Regions from separate parts of the Homo sapiens genome. Here region 2 is linked to region 1. Evidence: chromatin contacts called from ENCODE Hi-C or POLR2A ChIA-PET data. All regions are on one chromosome and are shown on one strand. Each heading gives the region's core, a stretch centred on a gene start or an enhancer-like site at or near the end of the contact. The rest is flanking DNA. Distances are from core to core; before and after follow the strand shown.

Evidence for each region. Hi-C counts contacts between places; a loop is a spot of excess contacts on that map. ChIA-PET counts read pairs that join two places held with the same protein, here RNA polymerase II (POLR2A).
Region 2: a loop to region 1 is called in a map of posterior vena cava, with 2.1 times the contacts of the local background. The contact joins two enhancer-like sites. A Hi-C loop is called at or near these places in 3 of 168 maps with a recorded cell type or tissue (gastrocnemius medialis, heart right ventricle and posterior vena cava). POLR2A ChIA-PET finds 5 or more read pairs at or near these places in 2 of 52 experiments (A549 and AG04450).

What each region holds. Positions count from the first base shown.
Region 1 is chr9:16,210,965-16,215,575 of GRCh38, reverse strand. LINC03041 (long intergenic non-protein coding RNA 3041) reads left to right here. Exons shown (of 4, transcript NR_171034.1): 3 at 297-360. Among named protein-coding and RNA genes, the nearest start is that of LINC03041, 63 kb to the left of the region's middle. Within about 2 kb of position 1,620, at least 14 of the 41 ENCODE cell types and tissues checked have a DNase peak (open chromatin) inside an H3K27ac peak, as active enhancers do.
Region 2 is chr9:16,340,843-16,345,477 of GRCh38, reverse strand. No RefSeq gene overlaps it. Among named protein-coding and RNA genes, the nearest start is that of LINC03041, 67 kb to the right of the region's middle. Within about 2 kb of position 1,746, at least 5 of the 41 ENCODE cell types and tissues checked have a DNase peak (open chromatin) inside an H3K27ac peak, as active enhancers do.

The sequences.
Region 1 (4,611 bases), core at 371-2,870:
TCTGCACCATGCTGGCCACACTCTAAGTCCAATGATGACAGCACTGTGTTTATCTCCATTTCATACGAACCTAATGAGGAGGGAATGTTACAGAACACCCCCTCCATAGTGTGAGAGAATTGCTTGACATGGAGATGCACAGAAACAAGAGAAGTTTGGAGTCCAATTTCCTCTTCTGTGGCCCACCCAGCCTCTGGGGTTGAAAGCGTGGCCAGGGAAAGCGTTCTGTTCCCGTACACGCAGGGATGTCTCTGGCTGGGTGACAGCCACTGACCCACCTCGTTTTTGTTCTGCAGGTGTTGGAAAGAGGATGCAACCATCCCCAACAGGGAAGGGTGGAAAATGCTGCACTGTGCATGGGTGAGTGTGCACATGTGTGTATGTGTGGTCCTGGGAGCAAGGGCCGGGCAGGGACCAGTCTGCAAAACAACATTAAGAAACCGAAACATTTTCCACTGAGAAACAGAATTACTGCCCATGGAATTCTTACCCAGCCTGAGAAGCGAGCAGCAGCCCCTCCTTTTCATTAGTTAAACAAAGAGGGTTATTTTTCAAATGAAAACTTTCAGTGTGGAAAACAATCTAATTCCCGGGGCTTTTTGAGAAGTGAGATTCTCAGTGCTCCAATAAACATATCTACGTGGATATGCAGCTGCAAAGGCAGTGTCGGTGCGCTGACCAAACGAGAGGGCAGGCTTGGCCAGTGGGGGACACGGGGACTTAGCTTCAGGCCTCTCATAACAATCCCAGGTAGAAAGGCCAACAGAGGGAATGAACCGTGGCCTGGAAGATTTGAACTGTTCTGCGAGAGAAAAAAAGCGAAAACAAAAATATTTTCTGTAAGTCCATTAAATGATCTCCTTTCTTCCTCCAAGTCAATGAACTCCTTCTGGTCGGAAAATAATCTGCAAACTCAAGCCCTGCTTGGTTCAGTGGGGTGTGTTCCGCCTTATTGAATTCCTGGCCTTCAGAGATCTTTCAAAAAAAAAAAAAAAAAAAACTTGCACCCACTTATGAACCCGTGGGGTAATGTCAGCTTTCTTTTGAGGGGTTCTCTTCATGAAAGCTCCTGGGTACTTGCATTTGTTTAAGAGCGGGCAAGAATAGGAAGGCAGACTGCCAGGGTTCAAATTTTAGCTCTACCACTTAAAAATAGTGTGTGCTTACTCTCTCTGGACCTCAGCTTGCCCATCTGCAAACAGGAGTAAGAACGGTACCTACATCACAGAGTTTTCATAAAGATTACATGAGAAAGTGCTTACAAAGTGCTTACCACAGTTTCTGGACAAAGGAAGACCTCAAAGTGTGGCCATTATTATGAAGTCAAAGGGACATGGCATATGGTCACAGACCTGAACTTTTTAAATTAATAAATATCATTCTTTCAGGTTTCTACTTTTCCCATCTCACTAATGGAAAGCATGTTGTTTAAAAAAATAAAAGCAGACACAAAATAGCCTCTCTTCAAATCAGAGCTTCCTTCTCTAATCAGTCCGTGAATGTTTCGGGGAGTGCTCTATTTAACTTGGCTGGCCCCTGGTTTTGCCGTGAGTAATACACTGGGCTTCATTTCAAACTCCACACAGCCAAGATCACTGGATACTTGAGCTTCCCCAAGCTGAGTTGATACAGCTGCTCTGCCCCTGGTCACTGGTGAGTTGTCCCTGTGGATTCCAAAAGGTCTGAATACAAACAGGCCAAGGTGCATGGGCCAGCCGAGATGGTCAAGGACATGGGTTCCCACTGAGCAGGTGTCCAGGTGAGACAGACAAGACTGAGGAGGCCTGGGGAGCCCTACAGTGAAGTCAGAAGAAACTGAGACAGACAGAGGGTGGCCAGAGATTATGGAGAGAGGGGCCTCGCTGACACTTGGGGAGACCAGTGTTGCTTGGAGCATCCTTGCTCTTACAAAGGCAGCATAGGTGGTTGAAAGAAACCATCCTGATTTTGACGTTGCCACAATGATAAACGAAGGGCATGAAAACTCTCCAAATTAGGGTCTCTGAGACCAATTAGGTCAGACGATGAAGATAGATTTGCTTGAAAAATAAAATTGAGTATGGCTTTCTTTTAAACAAGGCTTCATTTCAAACGGACCTGAATAAACCAAATTCAATTTAGACATGTTATTCCCCAGGAACTTAGCTCTGGCATGAAATAAGGCTTGCCTGAGGCCACTTGAGAACCGCAGTCTGTGGGACAGCCCTGTGATGGACAAATAGAGTAGAGTGTTAATTTTGAGGCCTGTCGAACCCCAGTGACAGGCGGGCTGGTAAACAGATTGAAGAAGCTAATGACTATTTAGTGCTTTCCAGGACAGGAAATGTCTCTTTGGCTTCTGAGGTAGCAACACCCTTACCTTAAAAGGTTTGGATTGATGATCTGGGCCCAATAAAAGCCCCTTCTGAAATCTGTTGGGAAGCCCAAGCAGCATTTCAAAAGTGAAAGATAATGAAGATGTTCTAGAAGCAATATCATTATAAGTATACATTATAAATGATAATTACAATTAATCATATTAGCCTTCATAATCCCCCAACATTATAACTCAACAATGGTAGATTCATCTTCCTTGTGTTCTTTGGAAGAAGATTTTTGCCTTGAGCTACACATTTTCTCCTTTAATTTGACTTGTGGTGGTTTCTGCTTTCTGACTGATTCTCCGTCTCCTGAAGACAGGCATGTGATGGGGAGGGAGGTTTGGGAATTAGATGAAGTTGTGGGGTCATGATGCCCGGCAAGTTCTAGAACCCCAGAATTTACTTGGCCCCTGAAGGAGACACTCGAACAGCCCATCTTGTTATTTCAATGCTGTCAGAACTCTTTCTTTCATGCCTCTACATGTGAATCCATGGTCAGGCGTTCCCCAATCCCCGCTGCAATCTAAATCGGCCTCCTCCTTTTATTCTCTCTCATAATTCCCTCTTCTTTCTCCCCAAGCATTAATCATGGTTTTTAATCATTTCTTTATATTTATTTGATGTTTAGCTCCTCATTAGATATGAGCTCAATAGGAGAGGGGTCATGTCTACTTTGATCACTACCTAGCTTTGTGACTGGAATAGGCAGGCAACCTATAAATAATTGTGAATGGAAGACAGAGTGGGTTGCACAGCTTGGAAAAGCATGCCCCTTAGAATGAAGCCCTCTCTTCTTTCTCTTCCCATTGACACCAGACATTTACTATCTCAATATATGCCACAAAGGCCCACAGTGACTTCCCGCATGCTGAGTCCAGTGGCTTTCTGGGTCCTCATCCCTCGGTTGAGTTGTAGAGTCTGATACAATGAACTCTGCCCTACTAGAAAGCCTGCTTTCTTGGCTTCTGTGGCTCCAGGCTCCCCTCTCTGGTCTATGCTCACTGACTCCTTCCTCCTCTTATGCTGTAAAGGGACTAAAGCCCATGGTTCTGGACACAGCCTGATCACATCCTCATGCTGTTGCTTGTTTTGACAGCTCCTCCACTGTCTTGGCTCCAGCCTGCAGCTTTTGACTGGGACCTACAAAGTCAAACATTTCTAACCCTGAAACGCTCTTCCTCTTGCCTTCTTTTTCTTCTCCCAGTCACCAGGCTGGACAACTTAGTGTCTTTCCTCAACATCGTTCCTTATATTTTCCAAATAGTCAACATATGAAAATACTGAAAATATGAATTCGGTGTCTTCTCATTGTCTATGACTCAAATCTCTTGATTGTCCAGACCTTCCCATCTTTTCTCAATTTCCTGCTGCACATTATCCAAATTTCTCTTATGCCAATAATGCCTTTTCTATTAATACTGTCAACATTCTACCTTTCCTTTAAGGTTTATCTCAATTATTTCCCACTTTAAGTCCCCTGTGAGCTTCCCAATCAATTACAATTTCTCCTGCTTTTAACTACCAACACACTACATATCTTTCAGTTGGCATTCTCTTAACTTTTTATTGAATAATGAATTTCTATGTATTTGTCCATATTTTCAGGGAAAGCCTAATAAATAGATCCCTGGAGAGACTGACCTAGATAAATCAAAAGCATAAACTACTAACACACACACTAAAGACATTAAACAAAATATTAAGATGATATTATGAAGAATTTTATGTCAGTGGCTTTGAACATGCAGGTGAAATGGACACACGCCTAGAAAAATGCAAAAATTGACATAAGAAAAAATGGATAATTTGAATATTCACATATTTGCTAGAGAAATTGAATCTATAATGTAAATAGATTCCTACAAAGGAATCTTGAGGCCCAGACATTTGAGTGAGGAGTTATTTCAAACATATGAGGAAAAAAAAAAATGAGTGTTACACAAATTCTTCCAGGGACTGGAAAAAGGAATACTTTGCTACTCATTTTATGAGGCCAGCATTACTTTGATACTGAAACTTGTCAAGGACATTCCAGGAGAAGAAAATTATAGGCCAATCCTTCATTGTAATATAGATATGAAACTCTTGAGCAAACTAGTGGCAAACCAAATCTAGAGATATTTTAAAAGGATCAGATATCATGACAAAATAAAGTTTCTTTTAAAAATGCAAGGTTGGTTTAACACTAGAAAATCAATCAATATAATTCACCACAGAAACAAAATAAAGAAAAACCATATGAACACCTCAA
Region 2 (4,635 bases), core at 497-2,996, 130 kb before region 1:
AGAACCATTCTGTTCATTTAATAGATGCGTTTCCAGGGAAAATCCAAAGCCATCTTCTTTTTGCTCCTGGGGACAGCGGCTCTACCAGAAAATACTTGGAGTCATTGGGGCAGAAAATAGAAGGCTCTCTGGGAACATTGTGCCTCTGATCCCATTCCTTTCATGCCCCAGGAAAAGAAAAGAGGCCCATGCGAAAACCCCTCCTGGGGCTTCCCAACCAGTTAAACACCAGGGAGAGAGAGAAAAGGGAAAAAAAATTCTAAATAAAAGCAAAGTCTTTGAAAAACTTCAAAGAAACCTTTCTCCTGTTCAGAAGTCAAGAGCACATCTGGCTGGCGGTAAAAAGAGAAGTGGTGTCATCTGAGCACAAATGTTCTCTTCAAGTATGTCCTTTAAGGAAAGCAAGAGAGGAGAGCGCGAGAGCTGGAGAGGAGAGAAATAATGCAAGGAGGGAAAGGAAGTCAAAGGGAAAAAGAAGAAAGGAAAAACAATCCCTCCTAAATCTTGTAATGTTTTAGGAGGGCTTATTAGAGCGAAAATTAAGTGTCATACAGAGCTCTGCTCCAGTATTGATGGCTTTTATTCAAAGAGCCATCACCCTGTAAACTCACTTTAACAACTCCCTTCAGATGAAATATAAAAATTAAAGACATTTACAACACAGCTTAGTAGCAGATGTAGTCGTCCTGTTGGGGCTTAGATCAAATAGTGATGTAAACCCCAGCAGGGTAACAGGTCTTATGAAAAAGTCCTTAACAACAGCCTCCAAAAATCTTGGAAATCTTACAAAACATGTTTCCCATTCTCTCCCAACCTCAAGTACCCCCGCTTCTTTTACCTCAACCACCTCCCCTGATCTGCTAGACTCCTTTTCCATCGTCATCTTTGTCTGGAGTTCCTATGAGTCACTCTACACTTAGCAATTCGAAGAGAAAAAAAAAAAAAAAAAAAAAAGCCTGGTCGGGCTCCTGGTTATCTTCTCCATGTAGTCATCTTCCCTTGTTTCCCGAGGGAGTGCCTGGGTAGGGAAGCACTGAGCAGTCTGGGAAAAGGACTGAAGTGTGCGTAGAGCTCATGTGGGCATGAAGGTCTGACCTTCATCTTGGTCAGCTCTTCCCTATTTGCCTCTCCTCCTCCTTCAGCTCTCATCTACCCACCCCGAGGAGCCTGAAAGGAGTTTCTGATTTGATTTGAAGGCTGGGACACTCAATAGGGTGGGAAACATTGATATCTGTTATAATGTAACTAACACAGGTCACGGGCTTCTCCACACTTCACCCTTTCCAAAGAAGATTTTCTTGAGGATTTATTCTGGGAACCATCCTCATTCACACAGTCACCCACCCATTCATTCATTCATTATTTCAAAAACTATGCTTGTGTGCTTACAACAGACCAGGCCCCCAGCAAAGTGCTGGGGCCAGGGCATGACCGTCCCCTTGGGCAGAGTTCTCTTTGTTCCTGAGTTGTTGACAAGTCCATAGACTGCCTCTGGAAAGAGAACAAGGTTGGGGGATGAAAGTGGAGGGGGTATAAATAAGTTCTATCTGAGAATTTCTGGTTGTTTGTCTAGTTTCTCAATTTCCTTGGCTCTTAAAAATGAAGCCCGTGACCTTTCTTGCCCTCTCAGTGTATGAGAAGAGTCAAGTTGCCCCCAGGCCCAAGGTTTTGTTCCTGAGCTCCTCTTTTCTGGCAGACGAACATTTAGCCAGTAATTTGGGAGTGGCCGTGTTAGATGTTTGGCTGTAGCTTGGCCCTTGGACCAGGCAGAGGCCAAGAGCCTGGAAAATAAGAAAGAATCCGAAGGGCCTTCAAGAACAAGGGAGCAAGCCCCAACTTGTAATGAGCTCCACTCTGAGGCTGGGTTGGGGCCCTGCTCAGTCGGGAGCAACCTGATAAAAATCTAAACAAAACAAAATAAGACGTTATCACCTCAACTGCCTAAACAAAGGCCAATGAGAAAATTGTCCTAGAAAGCTCTGAAAGCAGCAAATGAGAGGCGAACTTGGATGCCACATAGAGCTTAAAGAGGCTGGAGACTTTCCAGGGCTAAGTGGTGGCCTTCTAAGGTCATGCAGTCTAGAGTTTTCCAACACCCAAGCCAACAGTTACAGCTTGAACTCATGACCTCCCTGCCCTCTTGCTTTACCCAGGAAATCTGTAATATGATTGAGTTACAAATACTGTCGGGTCCATCCTAAAACCTCCCGGCAGGCCCGGCTGGATTTTGTTTCACACATGCTCTAATTTGAAAACAAATGCTGAACATCATCTGATAAATTGGGAGGCCAAGTTGATATGTCCAATGACCAAGGAAAGTCCTCTCTCTGGATCCCTGCACGAAATGACTTCAAAGGTAGCTTCCTCACTCACACTCACATGCATATCCTCCCAGTCACACACGCATCCTAGCACATACTCACGGACACTCGCACACGCACACAGATACAGACAGCCTCAATCCCACTGGATCACTTCACGACTTTCTGGGCTATTTGGCCAAGAAGGAGGCAGCATTTACCTCTGCTAATGCAAGGTCTAATCTGTGAAGAAAATGTGTGCTTATGTAAAAAAAATCAAAGAAGATAATAGTTACAGCCTATGTCACAGGCGTGGGCTAATCTTCGATTAAATAATGGTATTCAGATGACATTTCTTGGCAACTGGCAGACCAGCTGGAAAAATAAGTCAGAATTTCCACAGAGAATAGACTGTTTTGCCATCCAAAGCTGGCCAAGTACAAACAGCAAAGGTTCTAAATACATAGGAATAAAAGGTCCGAGCACTCAGCTTGCAAAAGGGCTCCCTTTTCTCTATGCACAGATACCGCACACACTGGTGTGCAGATGTGTGTAAAGTGCAGATGTAAATTTAATATCTACTGGTATACACTGTTCTCTTTCTTCTGGGATAGCTGACCTTTGAAACCCTCTAATTCAGCTCCTCATTTTTCAGATGAGGAAACTGAAGTCAAGAGAGCTGGGGAGCTGGAGGGACTTGCCCAAGGTCACACAGCAAGACCTTGCTTCACTCTCCCTCCAGGGCTCTTTCAAGTATATTCTGACCTCTACAGAGCTGAGGGGTGGAAAGTGGAAGTGCCTGTCATGGGATGTGTGTATGTGCACAGGAGCTGGAGTGGCTGAGACTGCTTGTGAAAAATACACACTTGTGTGTAACATGGTGTGATGGGAAAACGTGCACTTCGGCTCCAGACAGACCTGGTCTATTGTCAGTATCCCAACGGGAAAAAGATGGTGACCCTAACACGGGAGCTATGTACACAGTGGTGGGCGGGGTCAAGAAAAGCTGTAAGGGATGGTCAGGGACCATGTAAGCACCAGCAAGGAGCTGTTTGCATCCTTAGACTTGAGGAAGGGTAGTGGAGGGAGAAGCTCTCCAACCCGGGGAGATTAAGATTGATCTTTGATGCTGCCACTCAGACAGCCAGGGTGACCTGCCAGGGAAGAAGCTGGGAAATCAATAGTATGTTCTTACCCTTCCCTATTCACAACTCCTGCTCATGCCTCCCAGTGGGTGAATCTAACAGGAGCCGGAGGCAAGGGGGCCATGATGTGGTCCATAATAAGCCTCCCAGGGGAAGAGAGGGGCAATTGCATCTGGAGGGGCAAGCAGAATACCCAGCACATCTGGGCTCCAATCTCAAGTAGACTTTGCTACTTCCCAGTGCTATAACTCAGGACAAGTGACCCAACTCACTGACTCTGGCTTCCTCATCTGTAAGATGGTTGTAATGCCATACACCCTGAGAGGTGCAGTGACTCTTAGAGCCTATGTGTGTGAAGCTCCAAGCTTAATGCACAGCACATTTGATCAGTTCCAACACCATAGGCCTGAGACTATTAGGCACTATCAACCAGAAGGCTTACACTTTTGCAGACCTTTGAATCCAGCAATTCTGCTTCTAGGGACGAATCTCAAGGAACAAATCAGGCAAATGCACAAAATGATAACATTGTTCACCACACCACTAGTTAAAATGTGAGAAATGAAGAACAGCTTTACTGTCTGTATCCATCAGGATAGTTGCAATCAATAGAAACTGGGTTAAGTAGAAAAAGAATTTATTGAAGGAATGCCGGGTGACTCATAACTGCCAGAAGAGGCTGGAGAACCCAGCTCAGAAAAGGCCCAACAATAGTAGATAGGCCAAAATATGATGGTGTTCCCCTAGCATGGACTGTATTACATTTGTGTTGAAGATCTAATAATGTAGAAAGATATTAAATAATGTAGGCATGATACAACTAAAAAGTGTTGGTCACCATAGAAAGACATCTGAAAAGGTACATGCTGAAATATTGACAGTGGTTCTCCCTGGATTGGAGAAAAATGATTTTTTTTTTGCCTTTGTATTCTAGTGGTATTCAATGAACACATACAGCTTTCATAATAAGAATGAAATATCTAAAACAGCAAAATGACTTTGGATATTTGGAAGACGTAGAAATCTCCATTCTGGGCCGGGCGCGGTGGCTCATGCGTGTAATCCCAGCACTTTGGGAGGCCGAGGCGGGCGGATCACGAGGTCAGGAGATGGAGATCATCCTGGCTAACACGGTGAAACCCCATCTCTACTAAAAATACAAAAAATTAGCCGGGCATGGTGGTCGGCAC